Regions from separate parts of the Homo sapiens genome. Here regions 2, 3 and 4 are each linked to region 1. Evidence: chromatin contacts called from ENCODE Hi-C or POLR2A ChIA-PET data. All regions are on one chromosome and are shown on one strand. The core of a region is the stretch at or near the end of the contact, and the rest is flanking DNA. Distances in the headings are between cores, read along the strand shown. Region 1 overlaps ARK2N (arkadia (RNF111) N-terminal like PKA signaling regulator 2N). Region 2 overlaps SLC14A2 (solute carrier family 14 member 2). Region 3 holds the start of IER3IP1 (immediate early response 3 interacting protein 1). Region 4 overlaps LOC105372093 (a long non-coding RNA gene).

What was found. A loop is a pair of places that touch in the nucleus more often than their neighbours do. ChIA-PET counts read pairs that join two places held with the same protein, here RNA polymerase II (POLR2A). Pooled maps may share reads with other maps.
Region 2: a map with no recorded cell type shows a loop between it and region 1 (12-fold over the local background). The contact joins two enhancer-like sites. A Hi-C loop is called at or near these places in 4 of 37 single-sample maps with no recorded cell type and 8 of 50 pooled maps. POLR2A ChIA-PET finds 5 or more read pairs at or near these places in 1 of 52 experiments (activated B cell).
Region 3: a pooled map shows a loop between it and region 1 (4-fold over the local background). The contact joins the promoter of IER3IP1 here to the enhancer-like site in region 1. A Hi-C loop is called at or near these places in 3 of 37 single-sample maps with no recorded cell type and 5 of 50 pooled maps. POLR2A ChIA-PET finds 5 or more read pairs at or near these places in 1 of 52 experiments (activated T-cell).
Region 4: a map of CD8-positive, alpha-beta T cell shows a loop between it and region 1 (4-fold over the local background). The contact joins two enhancer-like sites. A Hi-C loop is called at or near these places in 4 of 168 maps with a recorded cell type or tissue (CD4-positive, alpha-beta T cell, CD8-positive, alpha-beta T cell, colonic mucosa and 1 more), 1 of 37 single-sample maps with no recorded cell type and 11 of 50 pooled maps.

The regions. Positions count from the first base shown.
Region 1 is chr18:46,247,897-46,252,147 of GRCh38, reverse strand. All of the region lies in intron 3 of ARK2N (arkadia (RNF111) N-terminal like PKA signaling regulator 2N), which reads right to left. Among named protein-coding and RNA genes, the nearest start is that of ARK2N, 76 kb to the right of the region's middle. RefSeq lists enhancers at 1,400-1,459, 1,510-1,589, 1,345-1,980, 1,981-2,617. Within about 2 kb of position 1,492, at least 17 of the 41 ENCODE cell types and tissues checked have a DNase peak (open chromatin) inside an H3K27ac peak, as active enhancers do; they include CD4-positive, alpha-beta T cell and CD8-positive, alpha-beta T cell, where a contact is called at or near this core.
Region 2 is chr18:45,662,836-45,667,265 of GRCh38, reverse strand. It overlaps SLC14A2 (solute carrier family 14 member 2), which reads right to left. Exons shown (of 20, transcript NM_007163.4): 11 at 3,359-3,481; 12 at 1,047-1,129; 13 at 172-331. The region is part of intron 7 of LOC105372093 (a long non-coding RNA gene); the gene reads left to right. Among named protein-coding and RNA genes, the nearest start is that of SLC14A2, 50 kb to the right of the region's middle. Within about 2 kb of position 1,250, at least 7 of the 41 ENCODE cell types and tissues checked have a DNase peak (open chromatin) inside an H3K27ac peak, as active enhancers do.
Region 3 is chr18:47,174,655-47,178,865 of GRCh38, reverse strand. It overlaps IER3IP1 (immediate early response 3 interacting protein 1), which reads left to right and starts at 2,502. Exons shown (of 3, transcript NM_016097.5): 1 at 2,502-2,679. The coding sequence starts at 2,589. RefSeq lists enhancers at 2,334-2,463, 2,474-2,593.
Region 4 is chr18:45,686,566-45,690,455 of GRCh38, reverse strand. The region is part of intron 7 of LOC105372093 (a long non-coding RNA gene); the gene reads left to right. Among named protein-coding and RNA genes, the nearest start is that of SLC14A1, 36 kb to the left of the region's middle. Within about 2 kb of position 2,640, at least 10 of the 41 ENCODE cell types and tissues checked have a DNase peak (open chromatin) inside an H3K27ac peak, as active enhancers do; they include CD4-positive, alpha-beta T cell and CD8-positive, alpha-beta T cell, where a contact is called at or near this core.

The DNA.
Region 1 (4,251 bases), core at 243-2,742:
AATCTCGGCTCACTGCAGCCTCCGCCTCCCAGGTTCAAGCAATTCTCCTGCCTCAACCTCCCGAGTAGCTGGGATTACAGGCGCACGCCACCACACCTGGCTAATTTTTGTAGTTTTAGTAGAGATGGGGTTTCGTCACGTTGGCCAGGCTGGTCTCAAACTCCTGGCCTCAGGTGATCAGCCCACCTTGGCCTCCCCAAAGTGCTGGGATTACAGGCTTAAGCCACCGCACCTGGCCAAATCCTGTACTTTCATACTCCTGTCACCCTTGAGTGTAAACCTTTTGGAAGCTACAGACAGTCTCAAACCAAGGCTTACAATTTTTATACCTTCTGACCCTGTAAACCCATCCCTAATAATTTACTCCTTAGCCTTTAAATAAGCAAAATGTTATATCCAAAGATATTCATTACAGTGCTATGTAGCAACTTGGAAAAATGTATACTAACATATAAAGTATTACACATAACACTATAAAAATATGTAGATTCTGAGTAAAGCTGTGAAAAATAATCAAGTTTGAATATGATTGTGGGTCTTTTTCATAATTCTTTAGTACTATTTTTACCTTTTATTCTTCGACTGAAAATGATGCATATATGTGAAAAATTTTTAATGCTTAGAATGGCTCCTAGATAAACCAGTGATTGAGATTATATATCACAGTTTGCGTGGGTTTGTAATCCAGATTATGTGGCACTAGCAGTGGGCACATATCTGGACCCTATAAGCATACAAAAGGTGGCATTCACCAGATAAAACTCTGTTTTATTAAATCTAGGGAGGCTGCTTAAATGGAATTGGTTAAGTCTTGCTTTCGTAAACCTAGATTCTTGCTCTGATCCCCAATACCTTGCTTGTGGCCAAGTCTTCATCCAAGTTCTACTTCAATGTTTTAGTTATTCCTATCCTCATGCACACTGTTCCAACTGTACTGCTAAGGAAGAATACAAAATCACAGACTCTCTTCTTTATAGCCTTCAACTTTTCCATATTCAATAATTCAAACAGTCTTTACTGTTTACTTTATTTGTTTGTACCTACAATAAATACTTGCGACATGCTATGCACTGTGCTAAGTGCTAGAAATACTATGGGGAACAAGGCAGGCATAGTCTCTACCCTCAATGAACCTGCGATATATGCAGAGATAATAAAAAGCAGTCTATTGCACCATGGCTTGAAAACTGCTCTGATAGGGAACATTCACCAGACTTGAGGGTAATCAGGGAAGCTGGGTTCTCAAGGAAGAGTAGGCACAGATGAGGGGAAGTGGCATACAGAACATTCTGTTGTCCTTTAAGGTATAAAAGTTTGGTGAGATTTGGGGGTAACAGTCAAAAGAGTAATAAGAAACAAGGCTACCAAAGTCAGCAGGTCAGATCATGGTAAGCTGTCTGGACTTAGCTTTGAGAAGTAGGAAGCCACTGAACCATTTAAGCAGAGGGTAAGCAGAGGGGTGACGTCATCTGGTTTTGCATTTTAAAGAATTTCCTTTCAGAGTATAGAAATGAAACTGATAGCAAGCAGGACAGGAAATACTGGAGGCAACAAAACCAGTTAGACTGCTGCAGCTTCCTGGGTGAGAAATGACTGTGGCTGAACTAGGAAAAAAAAACAATGGAAAATACTGTGTGTGTGTGTGTGTGTGTGTGTACGAATGGAGGGTTAGTAATGTTGGGAATTAGGCAAATGAAAGAACATAGAAAGTCAAAAATGATGCTTAGGTTTCTGACTTAGGTAAATGGATAGAGTTACAGTGCCATTCAGTGCACTAATAAAAGCTGAGGGTGGTTGCTCAGGGCATGATGATTATGTGCCTTTAATATGTCCAATAAGCAGTTCACATAACTTTTCACATAAATAATGAGTGTTCATGATAGCAGGACTTGCAAGCAGAGACAGACTAAGACAGGTGCCAGGAATGTTTCATAAATGAGTGAAACTATCACGGAGTAAGCAGATGACAGTCAATGGTACAATCGGTACTGTTCTAAAGCTCAGGTCAGAGGTCTAAAGAGGAAATACAGACTTGTTAAATCCTCAGCAATAGATGAGAGAATAAAGATCATCCTGAAGAGTAAAAGTGGTCTAGAAAACACAACCCAAGTATTGATGAACATAAATAATTAAGAGATGGGGTGGGGCGAGGGGGGCGGGGAATTAGACGTGGTGGTGTGCAACTACAGACTCAGCAACTCGGGAAACTGAGACAGGAGGATTGCTTGAGCCCAGGGAGTCAAGGCTGCAGTGTGCCATGATTGCACCACTGCACTCCAGCCTGGGAGAAAGCCAATATAGCAAAGCAATCTGAAGAATAATGAAAGGGAAGGAAGAGCAAACACAGTTTAAGAAGTTTGGCTATGGAGGAAAAGGAGATAGGATGGTACTGAGTAAGGAATATGGGCTTGAGGGAAGGGTGTTTGTATGTATGTGTATATACATAGTTTTTAACAATGAGAGAGACCTGTTCATATTCCAAAAGGGCAGAGAATAGGTTTGACAGCAGAAAGCTGAGGTAATCTGGATTTTGAAGAATGTGGCAAGGCCATCTGCAGAGAGTAGGTGTGGGCAGGTGCAGAAAAGCGAAGTAGCCACTACGGAGAAAGAATGCAAGGCCGGGCGTGGTGGCTCAAGCCTGTAATCCCAGCACTTTGGGAGGCCGAGGCGGGTGGATCACGAGGTCAGGAGATCGAGACCATTCTGACTAACACAGTGAAACCGCGTCTCTACTAAAAATACAAAAAAAAATTAGCCGGGCGTGGTGGCGGGCGCCTGTAGTCCCAGCTGCTCAGGAGGCTGAGGCAGGAGAATGGCGTGAACCTGGGAGGCAGAGCTTGCAGTGAGCTGAGATGGCGCCGCTGCACTCCAGCCTGGGTGACAGAGCAAGACTCCGTCTCAAAAAAAGTAAAAAAAAAGAATGCTGCCTAAGGAAAAGGGGGAGTTTCTGGGAAGCGCTGAGAGCCTGGATGAAGCCGCAGACTAGGAAATTAAGGCAACCTTTAACTCTGTGACAAAGTGATTTTCTCCAGCTATGCTTAGCATGGGGGATACAGGCTCAAAGTGTGCATCCAGGGATCAGACTCTGCCAGGTAAGTACAACAGGAAAGTCAACTCTATAAGTGACATTGGCAAAGGACAGCTGGGCCTATATAGGCTTGATAGGGAAGGACAGGAAGCTGGGAGAGGACTGATAAAGGGATGGGGGATTGGTCCAATGAAGTAGAAAAGTAGTGTGGTGGAAGTAGCTGCGTAAGAGTATAGAGGCCAGGCGCAGTGGCTCACGCCTGTAATCCCACCACTTTGGGAGGCCAAGGCAGGCAGATCATGAGGTCAAGAGATGGAGACCATCCTAGCCAACAGAGTGAAACCCCATCTCTACTAAAAATACAAAAATTAGCTGGGTGTGGTGGCACATGCCTGTAGTCCCTGCTACTCCGGATGCTGAGGCAGGAGAATCGCTTGAACCCAGGAGGCGGAGGTTTCAGTAGTGAGCCAAGATCGTGCCACTGCACTCCAGCCTGGTGACAGAGCAAGACTCCGTCTCAAAAAAACAAACAAACAAACAAACAAAAATAAAGAGTATAGAAAAGCCTACGTGGAAAAGGAAAAAGCAGTAAGGAGGGGTAGAAGGAAAACCAGTGGTCATGAGAAGTAAAACACTATACTTTCACCCTCTTAGCTACCTACAAAATATAAGCACCTGGGATCATCCATTTTTTGCCATCTTATCCCCAACTCTGTTGTCTTCCTTTGCTCCAGCCACCCACTGCTCACCCTCCTACAACTTTACCTTCTGGAATGCCAACTCCATGGTAAAATACACTGAACTTTCTCTCCACCTCCTTGTGGAAACCTGACTGACGTTCCTGAAGACGTTGTCTCCCCTGCAGTCTTCTGAAGAGGAAGCTGCTCTTAACCCCCAATGCTGGGATGCAGATCACTTATAAATTACTCATCTCCATCCTCATGTACCAACACCAGCAGGCAGTGCCTTCCAGGAGGTTACCGTTTCACTGCCATCTACTGACTCCATGACTGTTACTCATTCATGAAACAGTCCTGGCACCTATGTTAGTCTCTCTCTACTTACAAGTCCTGCTATCATGAATACTCATTATTTATGTGAAAAACCACCTCAAAACTGTGCCTACTCACTAAGAAGCAAGAAGCTGGATTGGGCTCCATGGCTCACACCTGTAATCCCAGCACTTAGGGAGGCCGAGGCAGGCAGATCACTTGAGGTCGGGT
Region 2 (4,430 bases), core at 1-2,500, 580 kb after region 1:
GTATGTCTGTTTTAACAGCAAAACTCCCAGCTTCCAGGAAAGACCACAGTAACAGAGTGCAGTCTAGTCTAAGTCTAGTCTATAGGGAACCCCCATGGCAATGGGTTTCCTGGGGATGGGTGGAGGTGAGTTTTTAGGGTCAGGGTCAGTGTTGTTCTCATAGAATTTTACCTTTAAGTCCCTCTCCACACTCCTTCATCTCTCCTGTGATGTAGCTGAGGGCTTTGCTGACCCTTTTCCCACTGGCAGCCATGGAACTCCGAATCCAGGATGTCTTGGAAATGTTTGTTTCCACTTTTATCTCAGAGCTCTCCTCCATGGTGTCCAGATCCTGTCCAGGACAGAGATAGGCAAGAGTCTCCCACATTCGGTGGTTCTTACACTGAGAATTCATGTTTGTGGTCACTCAGGGACCAAATAAGATTGTCATTTGGTATTTCATTAAATTGCTGTTTAACCTCCCTGTTTCTGTAGATTAGACTGTCTTTTGTTTGACACATGACCTCATCTAATAGGTTAACTACCGTGAGGCACAGTAAGATAACATCTTTACTTTCGTTCTGTGGAGGAGGACTCTGGCAAGTGGAGGTTCTCATTTTCAAAGGTCAAGGTCAAACAGTAGAACTGAGATTAACCACAGATTTTTAGTCTTTTTTTTTTTTTAACATTAATACTCTTTCCAGAAGAAATGGCTTTCTCCCTGGCATGTCTAGTCTTTAAGATATAACTGTTCATAAACATAAGGGTATGAAATTGAACATGTGAAGATTCTGTTTTTGAAAACAGGCACCAGCTTATTTCCTAAATGCTTGAATACTGGGTTTAAAGGAAGCCTGATAATAATTCAAATACAAGGAATATGAAAAGTTACAAAGTAAACTGTGAAAGAGACATTTTTGTCCCAGGTAATTACATTTCAGAAAATACGAATGCAAGAAAAGTTTGCCTAAATCGGAGAACCTTGTTTACAGCTCTCAGCTCCCTCATCTGCTGTGGGCTCTGTGACTGTAGGGCGCTGTCCCTGATTCAGGACACTCAGTACTCACAAGCAGCTCGACTGTGGGCTTCCGGTATCGATAGGGAAATGGGTCTTTGTTTTGTCTTTCCTGGTGTTCGCCTTTTCCAAACACTGGAGTTAGAAGGAAAGAGCACCATCAGTTAGGACACCTCTACTCTGGCACCTCAGAAGCTAATGTCCTGCAAGGCTCAAGAGGTGTTAAGATTATGCAGTATTTCCTGTTCCTACTGAGGAAGCACAGAATCATGGGGCCTTGCAGCTCGAAGGCTCTTTTGTTCTTTTACTGGTCATGGATCCATCTGGGCCCTCGCTTTGGGGAAAAAGTGTACATCTTCATATAAACAGGGCATTTTACAAGGAATTTAGGGAGCTCAGAGATTCCACTAACTTTTAATTAAGAAGCCCTCATTTAGCTCAACCTTGATAATTTTTTAGATGAGGAAACAGCAGCCTGGAGAGACAGTGACTTGTGCTTGATCCCGGAATCCAGGGTTCTTTCTCCTGTTCCACATGGAGAACTTGAAGGTGAACAAAAAAAAAAAAAAAAAAAAAAAAAAAAGAAACTTGGTTGTTGTTGAAGCCCTTCACTTCCTGTTCATAAAGTATTAAGCTGCCTGAGCCATGAGCCATGCATAATCTGTGTTTGAATTTGGCCATGACTCTCCTCACCTGGATGACCTCAGGCTGTTCTGTTTGTTTTTGTTTTTGTTTTTTTAAGGTATTGTAGTAGCAATGGCTGGTGGGATTAGGACAAGAGACATCCATGTAATCTCTTGAAGCAGATTTTGGCAAGCCTTTGTAATTGTAGAAAACTCTTGCAATGTGGATCTAAACATTTTTATTATTACAGGTAATTTACTTTTAGAGACCACCAATTTCAGTAGGGTTTTATGCATCCTGAAAGATGTTCAGGCCCCTGGAAGTTTCCTTCTTGATGCTTTGGTTCCCTCCTGTGGTCAAGTGTGAGAATAGCAGGCTGGGCTCTGACTACCCTGTGTTTTCAGACTGAATTGCCTGTTCCCCCGTTCTGCACTCATGAGTCGTCAGGGTGTCAAAACACTAGAAGGGATGCATCGAAGGCACTGTGTTCCCACTTCTGAAGGGACAGGGACTGCAGATACCAGTGTGTTTGGGAGGTGACACCATTCAGGACAAACAAATTCATTTTGAAAGCTTTGAAAGGAAGAGTAGGAAGCAGAAGGGATCCCTTGAAATTGGAGGCCTGTGTGTGATATCCCCACTGACCCGCTGTTTCTGTCTGAAGCTCCTCTCTGCCTGCCAGTGCTGCAGGGCTCTCTACTATGCTCTCCCCAACCACAGCCCCTATCCTGAGACGATGTTAGGAGGAATTTATTAAGCCTTTGAGGCAAACCGTGGTCTCTTCCACACTCTGCTGGGGAACCTCTATCAAAGACAAACTCCTGAGCTACAGGGGCCCTTGAGATGTGCAATGTCCTCGGCAATCCCCTCTCCACCTCGTGTATTTTCCCATATTCACTCAAAGTCCATTTCTCTGGGCTAACTGACTTGTGGTATGAAATGATGAGACTTGGGGGAGCTGGAGGAAGAAGGTCATTCAGGCATCTTCTGGGGAGCATGTGATGTTGCACTAACTTGGGAGTCACTTTTATTCCCAACAGTGGCCCTAGTCAGCTGTGTGACTCTGGGCAATGCTGCCCCCTCTCTGGGGATTGGAGGCAGGATTAGATGGTCCCTGTGTCCTGGATCTTCATGAGGCTGCTCCAACCTTGCAGCTGGTTGAGGAAACCTCCCCAGACTCCTCCCTGTTTGCTGCCACATGTTCTCAGCTTCCACGTCCAAATTTCTGGCCTCCACTTGTTCAGCTTTAGCGGCCCTTGGATACCCTCTTCCTGGCCTTTGGCAGCACTTTCCCCACCATGGGTCTCTACCTGTGCCCTTGGCCTCCCCACCATTGCCATAGATGGGAACTGTTCATCTCTAGCCTCCTAGACCAGTGGTTTTTGATTTGCTGGCAAATTAGAATCTCCTGGAGAGCTTTAGAAGCTCCTGATGCCCACCCAGGCTGCTCTGCAGATGAATTAAACTAGTCACTGGGATGGGATGCAGGTGATTCCAATGTGCAGCCAGGTTGAGACCCCAGAATCTCACTGCCTGTCCCAGCTTCAGCCTCTCCGAGACCCAGGGGGCATCCAGACGCATTCGGGGAACTGTGGCCTTGGTCAGACGTCAGGTGTGAGAGGTCAAGTCTGACTCCAGCGGGTCTCCCCACCACCCTGTGAAGTAGGTATTGCCATTGTCCCTGTTTTATTAGAGACTAGGAAGGCAGGGATCCAAGCGTGAGGGGGAGGACATGCACACCTTTGCTCCTCCTCCGAATGGATGACCACTCGATGTGAAATACACTCCTGTGCTTGGAGAGCACAGCCTCCGAGCCCTCCTCCACCTTTGGGCCTGCTGTGGGTGGATGCTCCCCACCGCCTCCTAGCCAGGGGCAAAACAAGACAGGTCAGTGTCCCACCTAGTCCGCACCTGAGAGAGCCAAGCAGAGAGCTGGGAAAAATCACACAGATGCTGGAAAGGAGAGAGCAGTGAAGCCTGAAGCTGGAGTAGTCATTGCATCAGTCTCTGCATAAAACACTTAGCTTCTCTATTTCTCCCATTAAAACTTCTACTTCCTCTCCCCACAGTAACCCAAGTTATAGTCTGTCAAGAAATGGATGAGCAGTTTGCCTTATTTCTTAGTGTGCAAGGAAGCACTCTAAGACCCATTTAGCTGCAACTTGCACTGGCATGAGCAGGTGGCAGCCAGCGTCTTGGACTTCATCTGTGGCAGGGAGTTCCAAAACTGCCTGCATGTTAGAATCACCCAGGTGCTTTAAAAAAATGCCTGAGCTCCACCTCAGACCAGTTTAAAAAAATTAAAGTTTTGAATGCCCATGGTATTTAAAAGATGGCTCCAATATGCAGCTTGGGCTGAGAACTGACATCAGCTCTTGCTACTCAACGTGTGGTCCCTGTGGTCCCTGGACCAGTAGCATCAGCATCATCTGCCTGGGAGCTTGTTAGAAATGCAGAATCTCAGGCCTTAACCAAGACTGATGGAATCAGAATCTGTATTTTAACAAGAGCCACTGGGTGAATTCTGTGCTTATTAAAGCCTGACCAATACCAATTTATGGGGAGCTAGGAGTGCTGAGTCTGTAATCAGCTACAAGAAGCACTCTGCTGTACCTTATTATGTTCAGTTTTCACACTATTGGGAGAGCAGAGCACTCTTATCACTTGGGATAGGGTCTCTCAATGTGTGGATCAAGAACTGACAGCATTGAATTATCTTGGTGTCTTGTTAAAGTGCATGCTCCTAGCCCTATTGCCTCACCCACACCCAGGTCTCGTAATTGGAAAATCTGGTGATCCTGGGGGGTATGCA
Region 3 (4,211 bases), core at 1,253-3,752, 930 kb before region 1:
CCAGGATGGTCTAGATCTCCTGACCTTGTGATCCACCCGCCTCGGCCTTCCAAAGTGCTGGGATTACAGGTGTGAGCCACCGCGCCCAGCCTGTTTTGTTTTTTAGACAGGGTCTTGTTCTGTCACCCAAGCTGGAGTGCAATGGCTCAATCTCAGCTCACTGCAACCTCCGTTCCCTGGGTGCAAGTGATCCTCCCACCTCAGCCTCCTTAGTAGCTGGGACCACAGGTGTATACCACTAAGCTGAGGCATTTTTTTTTTTTTTTTGTATTTTTGGTAGAGACAGGGTCTTGCCATGTTCCCCAGGCTGAGAATCTGTAGTTTTTAAGTGGCCAATATTGAGGTGTTGTCAAGAAGAGGGCTCAGCCTGGCGGGATGACCCATTCCTGTAATAGAGTGTATTAGTCAGTATTCTCTAGAGGGACAGAACTAATAGGAGATATATATACAAAGAGGGAGCTTATTCGGTACTATTAACTCACACGATCACAAGATCCCACAATAAGCCGTCTGCAAGCTGAGGAAGCCAGTCTGAGTCCCAAAGCTGAAGAACTTGAAGTCCAACGTTCAAGGGTAGGAAGCATCCAGCATGGGAGAAAGATGTAGGCTGGGAGGCTAAGCCAGTCTACCCTTGTTGAGAGCAAGCCCCCAACAGTCTGGCCATAAACTAGCCCCAAAACTGGCCATAAATAAAATCTCTGCAGCACTATAACATGTCCATAATGGCCCTAACGCCCAAGCTGGAAGGTTGTGGGTTTACGGGAATGAGGGCAAGGAATACCTGGCCCACCCAGGTTGGAAAACTGCTTAAAGGCATTCTTAAGCCACAAACAAAAGCCTGAGAGATCTGTGTCTTAAGGATGTGTTCCTGCTGCAATTAATTCGGCCCATCCCTTCATTTCCCATAAGGGATACTTTTAGTTAATTTAACATCTATAGAAACAATGCTAATGACTGGTTTGCTGTTAATAAATACGTGGGTAAATCTTTGTTCGGGGATCTCAGCTCTGAAGGCTATAAGACCCCTGATTTCCCACTTCACACCTCTGTGTGTGTCTTTAATTCCTCTAGCACCGCTGGGTTAGGGTCTCCCCAACCGAGCTGGTCTTGGCATACCCTTTTCATTGGTTTTTTGCCTGCTTTATATCCTGGCCACTCCAGCAGCTGATTAGATGGTGCCCACTTGGATTAAGAGTGGACCTGTCTTTCCCAGCCCACTGACTCAAATGTTAATCTCCTTTGGCAACACCCTCACAGACACACCCAGGATCAATACTTTGCATCCTTCAATCCAATCAAGTTGACACTCAGTCTTAACCATCACATACAGCTAAGCAGGAGGCTAAGGCAGGAGGACTGCTCGAGCCAGGAGCTGAAGGCTGCATTGAGCTATGATGGTGCCACTGCACTCCAGCCTGGGCAACAGAGCAAGACCCTGTTCCTGGGGGGGGAAAAAAAAAAAGAAGAGGCTCAGAGGATCTTGGTTGGAGTTTGGTCAAGGAGGGGATGTTTCTCACTGAGTAATTTTAAAACAGTTATTTTGTTTTAGCATTCTGAAATCTGAAATGGGAATATTAGTATCTCCTGTATCTCCTGGGAGCATCAAGTGCAGTACTGAGCAATAGAAATATAATGCAAGCGTCACATGTCATTTACAGTATCTTCATAACCACATTAAATAAAATAATTAAAAATAAACAAGAAACCTTCCTCCCTTCCTTCCTTCTTTCCTCTTGCTCTGTCACCCAGGCTGGATCTCGGCTCACTGCAGTCTCTGCCTCCCGGGTTCAAGTGATTCTCTTCTCTCAGCCTCCTGAGTAGCTGGGATTACAGGAGCCCACCATCACACCCAGCTAATTTTTGTATTTTCAGTAGAGACAGGGTTTTGCCATGTTGGCCAGACTGGTCTCGAACTCTTGACCTTAGGTGATTTGCCCGCCTCGGTTTCCCAAAGTGCTAGAATTACAGGCGTGAGCCACTGCGCCCGGCCTCAAAATATTTTCATTTCAACATGTTATCAACATTTAAAAATTATTGGGAGGCCGAGGAGGGGGGAATCACGAGGTCAGGAGATTGAGACCATCCTGGCTAACACGGTGAAACCCCGTCTCTACTAAAAATACAAAAAATTAGCCGGGCGTGGTGGCGGGCACCTGTAGTCCCAGCTACTTGGGAGGCTGAGGCAGGAGAATGGCGTGAACCCGGGAGTCGGAGCTTGCAGTGAGCCGAGATCGTGCCACTGCACTCCAGTTTGGGCGACAGGGCCAGACTCCATCTCAAAAAAAAAAAAATTATTGGGATATTCTTCATCCTTGTTCCAGTTCCAAGTGTGTGAAATCCGGTGTGTATTTTGCACCTGCAGCACTGGCCACATCAGAGCATTGATTGCACATCACCGGTCTAGACAAGCGGCAGGACTTGCAGTCTTCAGCGAGGGGCGGTTCTTAGCCAGATGGAGGCGGGGCTTCCCGGAGAGTTCGTTTTGGGCCCCATCGGCTTCCGTAGGAAGGCGCCGGCCGTGGAGGCGCCACGTCCCTTGCGGCGGCGGGAGAGAAATCGCTTGGACTTCGGGGCGGCCTCGGACGGCCATGGCCTTTACCCTGTACTCACTGCTGCAGGCAGCCCTGCTCTGCGTCAACGCCATCGCAGTGCTGCACGAGGAGCGATTCCTCAAGAACAGTGAGTGGGACCGCGGGGCGCGGGCTGGGGCGGCGGCGGAGTCCCCGGGGGCGCGTAACCTAATGGGGCCGCGTGAGGGGACACCAAGGGCCGGGACAGAAGAACAGCGGAAGGCTCGGCTTGGAGTGGAAGCCGAGCCTTTCCTCTCATCAGGTTTGGGCTCAACAGCCGGGAGAATATTCAACAGACACCCGCTGTGCAGGGCCCAGGGGGTTGGGGTGGAGGGATATAGAAGTCAGTCAGGGACGCCTCTGCTTGCGATTACTTCAGGTCAGTAATTTAATTCAGTTTTCTGTGACTACTTTTTTTTTTGAGGGGGAGTCTCGCTCTTTTGCCCAGGCTGAAGTGCAGTGTCGCGGTCCTGTGACTACTTTTAATAGTCGAAAACCCGGGGTCTGAGTTTCGGGCTAAGAGTTGGGGGTGTGGGGCCGGGCGCGGTGGCTCCCGCCTGTAATCCCAGCACTTTGGCAGGCCGAGGCCGGCGGATCATGATGTCAGGAGTTTGGGACCAGCCTGGCCAACATGGTAAAACCCCGTCTCTACTAAAAATACAAAGATTAGCCGGACGTGGTGGTGGAAATACAAAAATTAGCCGGGCGGGAGGCTGAGGCAGGAGAATCACTTAAACCTGGGAGGCAGAGGTTGCAGTGAGCCGAGATTGCGCCATTGCACTCCAGCCTGGGCAATAGAGTGAGACTCCGTCTAACAAAACAAAACAAACAAAACAAAACGAGTTGGGTGTGGAGGGGAAGGAGGCGTGACCCATTTTGGAGCATCAGTAGTTCACTAACTGATGGAAGGCAATAAGTGTTCCTGGGCTTTAGGAATTACAGGAAGGGAACGTGTTGGAGTTATCAGGACATTCAGACACTCATGTTCCAAGAAAAGTTTATTCAGATAGCTTATTGGGTGCATAGAGTGTGCCAAAAACTCTGCTAGAATTTAGAAATTCAAAAATGAAAACACAAGTTATACCTTCCAGGACCTCACGTTGTGTACCAAGTATGCCCGTTTGAATCACTGAAACGTAAACCCAGGAGCAAGATTGATTCATTTCATTTACTTCAGAAGATATTTATTGAGTGCAAAGTATGTGCCAGGCCCATTTATAGTAACTGAAGTTACAGCAGCTACTCTGCCCTTCTGATGGAAGTTAATCTAAATAAAAACTAAACAAATGACAATAACAAGTATAGAGAGTATTATGTAAGAGAAGTACGGGCAGATACTAACTTGTGTATCTGCGAAAGCTTCTTGGAGGAAGCGTGTCTAACCTGAAATCTGATACATGAGTAAACATTAACTCGGTGAAGGTGAAGGGTTGGGAGGAGCTGGAAGGGTGAGGAGAGCTTTAAGCAGTGTAGACCTGGTGTGAAAACTGAGGCAGGTGAGAAGAGGGTCTTAAGACAGCGACATGACCAGATTTGTGTTATTTGCAAGATCCTTGAGGCTACAATACGGAGGAAAGATTGGAAGGGAAAGCAGTGGATGTGGGAAGACCCATTTTTTTTTTTTTTTGAGACGGAGTCTCA
Region 4 (3,890 bases), core at 1,391-3,890, 560 kb after region 1:
TACCTTAAAGCAAGAGGAATGTGAACTAAAGATTTTTCTGGATTCTGAAAAACAATCCCATATGCAAAAAAGAATAGTCTTTTCAATAAATAGTGCTGGGGCAACTGAATATCCACTTGCAGAAGATTGGGGACTCTACTACCATATACAAAAAATAACTCAAAGTGGATCAAAGACCTAAATATAAGAGCTAAAGCTATGAAACTTTCAGAAGAAGAGTTTTGTCTCCTCCCTAGCCTGAGCCCTTAACACTCAGACAGTTTCCATCTCTCCATGGAAGCCCATCCAGCACCCTTTTATTCTCCTCGGATAACAGTCTCAGAACCAGGAGTTCAAATAGTAAGTGAATCAAGCAGCACGGATATCCTGTGCTCAGTAATATGTTTGGTCTCCAAAGTATGTTGTGTTCAAGTAATTATAAGATGAGGTCTTTGACTTTAGAGTTTCCCATCTTGCTGAGCAAATAAGACCCTCCACCCAGGTGGCAGGTGATACCAGATAACATAAAATTGAATGTTGAATTATATGGTCAATATTAAATTTATGTAAAAACTAGAGTTTTCTTAAAGAATGCAGAAGCTTCTAAGACATTCATGAGGGAGGTAAATTGAAGTTTTTGGGGTGTGAAAGGCACAAACCATTTATACGTCCCTCAAGTTATGCCAAATCATATTTCCATTCTTTTCCCCCAGTGTCAACAGTAAGTGGGGTTCCCATGAGCTCCTCTCTGAGCCATTTGGGCGACTGCTGTGATGGTAAGGAGGGAGGGTGGGCATGGGCCACAGAAGCCATGGAGCCAGCTGCAGGTCTGCTGCTGCTCTTGACAGATGGTAGCCACCTGCCTCAATCCCCACCCCCGCAACCCCAGTCCCCGTCAGGGCCTTTCTAGGATAAGGCCTTACAGTGACTGGATTTGCAAGCTGCACACTGACCCATGGCCACTCATGCAATCATGTCCTGGGCTTCTACGTGAATTCTACTCAAATTCCTGTGCTGAGACCCCCTCTGTCTACCCACCTCCTTCAGTTCTTCAGATAGCCAGGAGAATTGGCCTTCTTAAGTCATTTGCGATGCAGGTAAAAATGCAGATACCCCATCACTTACTGAATCCCAATATCTTAGGGTTCAGGGGAGGTGCTAGAATCTGCATTTTGGTTAAACATTATCTTGCTTAGTACCCACCTCCTGGAATTAATTCCAGGCTTACAGGGATGCTGAAGTAGGGGTCCATCTGTCAGTAAATATGTATCCACGTGCCAGGCCTGGAATGGGGGCCATGAAAATACATAATCTGGCCCCTCAGAGGTTATAATGTGTTGGGGAAGATGAGTTATTCACAGGTTGTGGTGTGATGTGTTGGGCAGGAAGCCAAGTCATGGGGGTGCTCCCCACTCACACGCTCATGATTGGGTGAAATCCGGCTAAACATTGATTCAAAGAGCACCCAGGGGAGTATGCAGGGATGGGGAAAAAGCCAGCTACTCTTTCTGCCTTTCTCCAGTAGGGCGTTTCATGAGCTGATTATGAGTAGGGATCTGTCTGGGTCTTTCCTTTGCTCCAGCTGGAAAATCTACAAATATTTTGGTTGTGGGGTGCCTTCCTGGTTTGTTCCAGTCCCTGCACCATGGAGCCTGGGTGTGCTGGGTCTTCAGGATAGAAGGTGCCACCTCTCTCTGCACTTCCTTTGCTCCCTGGGGTGCTTGTCAAGTGAGTACCCCACAAGTGAGGCTCTGTGTATATTGGGGTGTTGTGTTGCTGTCTCATGCTGTCATGGGTGAGGAAGGAGTTTGAAAGCAGAGAACTAGCCCAGGGGGATCTTTGATGCTGCAGCCATGGGAGAGCAAGCTCCAGTTGCCACCAAGAGCTCAGCACAGGACCAGCTACGTAATTCATGGGGCCCAGTACAAAATGTAAATATGATTCATTTGTTCAAAAGCTATTAAGACTTGCAAGACACTGATGGGAGGACAGATGACAACAGAGAAGGCAATGCCTCTCTTTTGCTGGACATAACTTATAACTTTAGTATAACTGTGTCTGTCACTTACTCATTCACTGCGGGAGAGAGGCCCCAGTTAGGGGAATGTACAAAACTCATCGCTGTTCACAAGGAGTTCACAGTCTGTTCATGTTGAGAACCTGGGGCTAAGGCCAAGGAGCCACAGCGGGGCCTGGGAGAACAGGAAGCCAGTCCCTGAAGGCGGCTTGTGGCCCAGGAATGGTGATGGGTGCTCCAGCCACAGCCCAGACTCCCTGTCCTGCCCTCCAGGCTGTCACTTTAATCTTGTGTCCTGAGCTTTCCATCTTGCTGTATGCTAGGGTTAGAAACTAGCTAGGAATCAGTGTCTCTCTGGAAGCTTAAAAACAAGAACTACACACAGATGAGCAGAATAGGATTCACAGGTCTTTAGAGGGGCCAGGAACACAGCTTACATTTGTCCAAATCCAGAGGTTAAGAACTGTATGGTTACAGCCCTCCTCTGACCTCAGGGACAGAGACAATCTCCATTTGACAAAATCATGCTGCCTGGGGCTCCTCCCACTTGAGAGCTCTCTAGAGAATCTTCTCCCTGCAGCCCTGCACAGAGCAGCACAGCACAGCACCGAGCAGCCCCCACACCTTCTACTGATGGGGCCCCCTGGGGAGCTTTGGCAACCACCCCGGCCTGGGCCGCCCCTAAGGTTCTGATAGAGCTAGTCTGGGCTGTTGCCTGGGCCCCAGGGTTTGTAATGCTCTGCTGCCCGACTTGCCCACCTCCCCGCCCCATGACACCCCTTGAAACTACTGCTCAGGCCATGCCGTAAGAGACAGGTGGACCCTAGTGACCCAGACTGACCCATCAAGAAGCAAGCACTGGGGAGAGGAGTGAAAGCCACCCCATCCCTCTCCCAGCCCCAGCCCTGGCCCCACCAGACAGTTCAAAGAGGGGTGGAGCCTCACCCCATGGCAAAAACTGCTATTTTTTTTTTTTTTTTGCACTCTTCCTGTTACAGTACCAGCTGGCCGCCAGCACCTGCTCTCTACATGGCTCCATGTTCTGCTTTTCTCCACCTCTTTAACCCCTGACCACAGCTGTCTGCCTGCACAGGGCTCCCTGCATGGCTGTCTCAGTGGAGCTGCTTTTCTACGCCCACTGCCTGCCCATTGGCTTGCCCCCTTGCAATAACTGCTGTCATCACCATTTCCCAACTTCCACCTTCTGCCCCCATTCCAGGCCAGCCCTTAACCCCATCCTACCTGCTCACAGGGCACAGCTGCTGCTTCTCACTGGGGCCATGCCTCTGACCTCTAGCCAGCTCTGCCTGTGTCTGTGGTGCCTGACTGAGAGCAGCGTGGTCGGAGGGGCTCCGGACAACCCCCTGCTCCTCTTTTCTAGGGCCAAGGCGCTCACTCAGCAGGCTTCTAGGTCTAGGGCCAAAGCAAAACCTTGCTTTTGTGCTCAGCCTACTGAGCCGGATGTTACTGGTTAGTGGTTTTCTTTATCTAGTCTTCTTTGTGGTGCAGGGTGAGTCCCCAACAACAGTGAGAAAGAGAGAAACTTCACTTTAGAGGATTCTCTGTGCTGTCTGTGCTCCTCCTGCCTCAGTGCTCAGTGCTTCTCACTGCATCTCCTGGCAGGTCTACTACCCCTTATGCAAACCCACCTGGGAACTGAGGATGGGGACTGGGGTTTAACGGAGTGCTGAAGAGTGACTCAAATTAGAAACAGTTGGGGTCCAAGAAATAGGCAGCACCGTTGTTTTCCTGCCCCAGCTGCATGTTAGAATCACCCCAGGAGCTTTAAAAAAATTACCTGTGCCCAGGCCCATTGCTGGCTTAATTGGCCTGAGGTAGGGCCTGGCATCAGAATCAGAGGATCCTGATCTAACCAAGAGTAAGAACCTGTGCA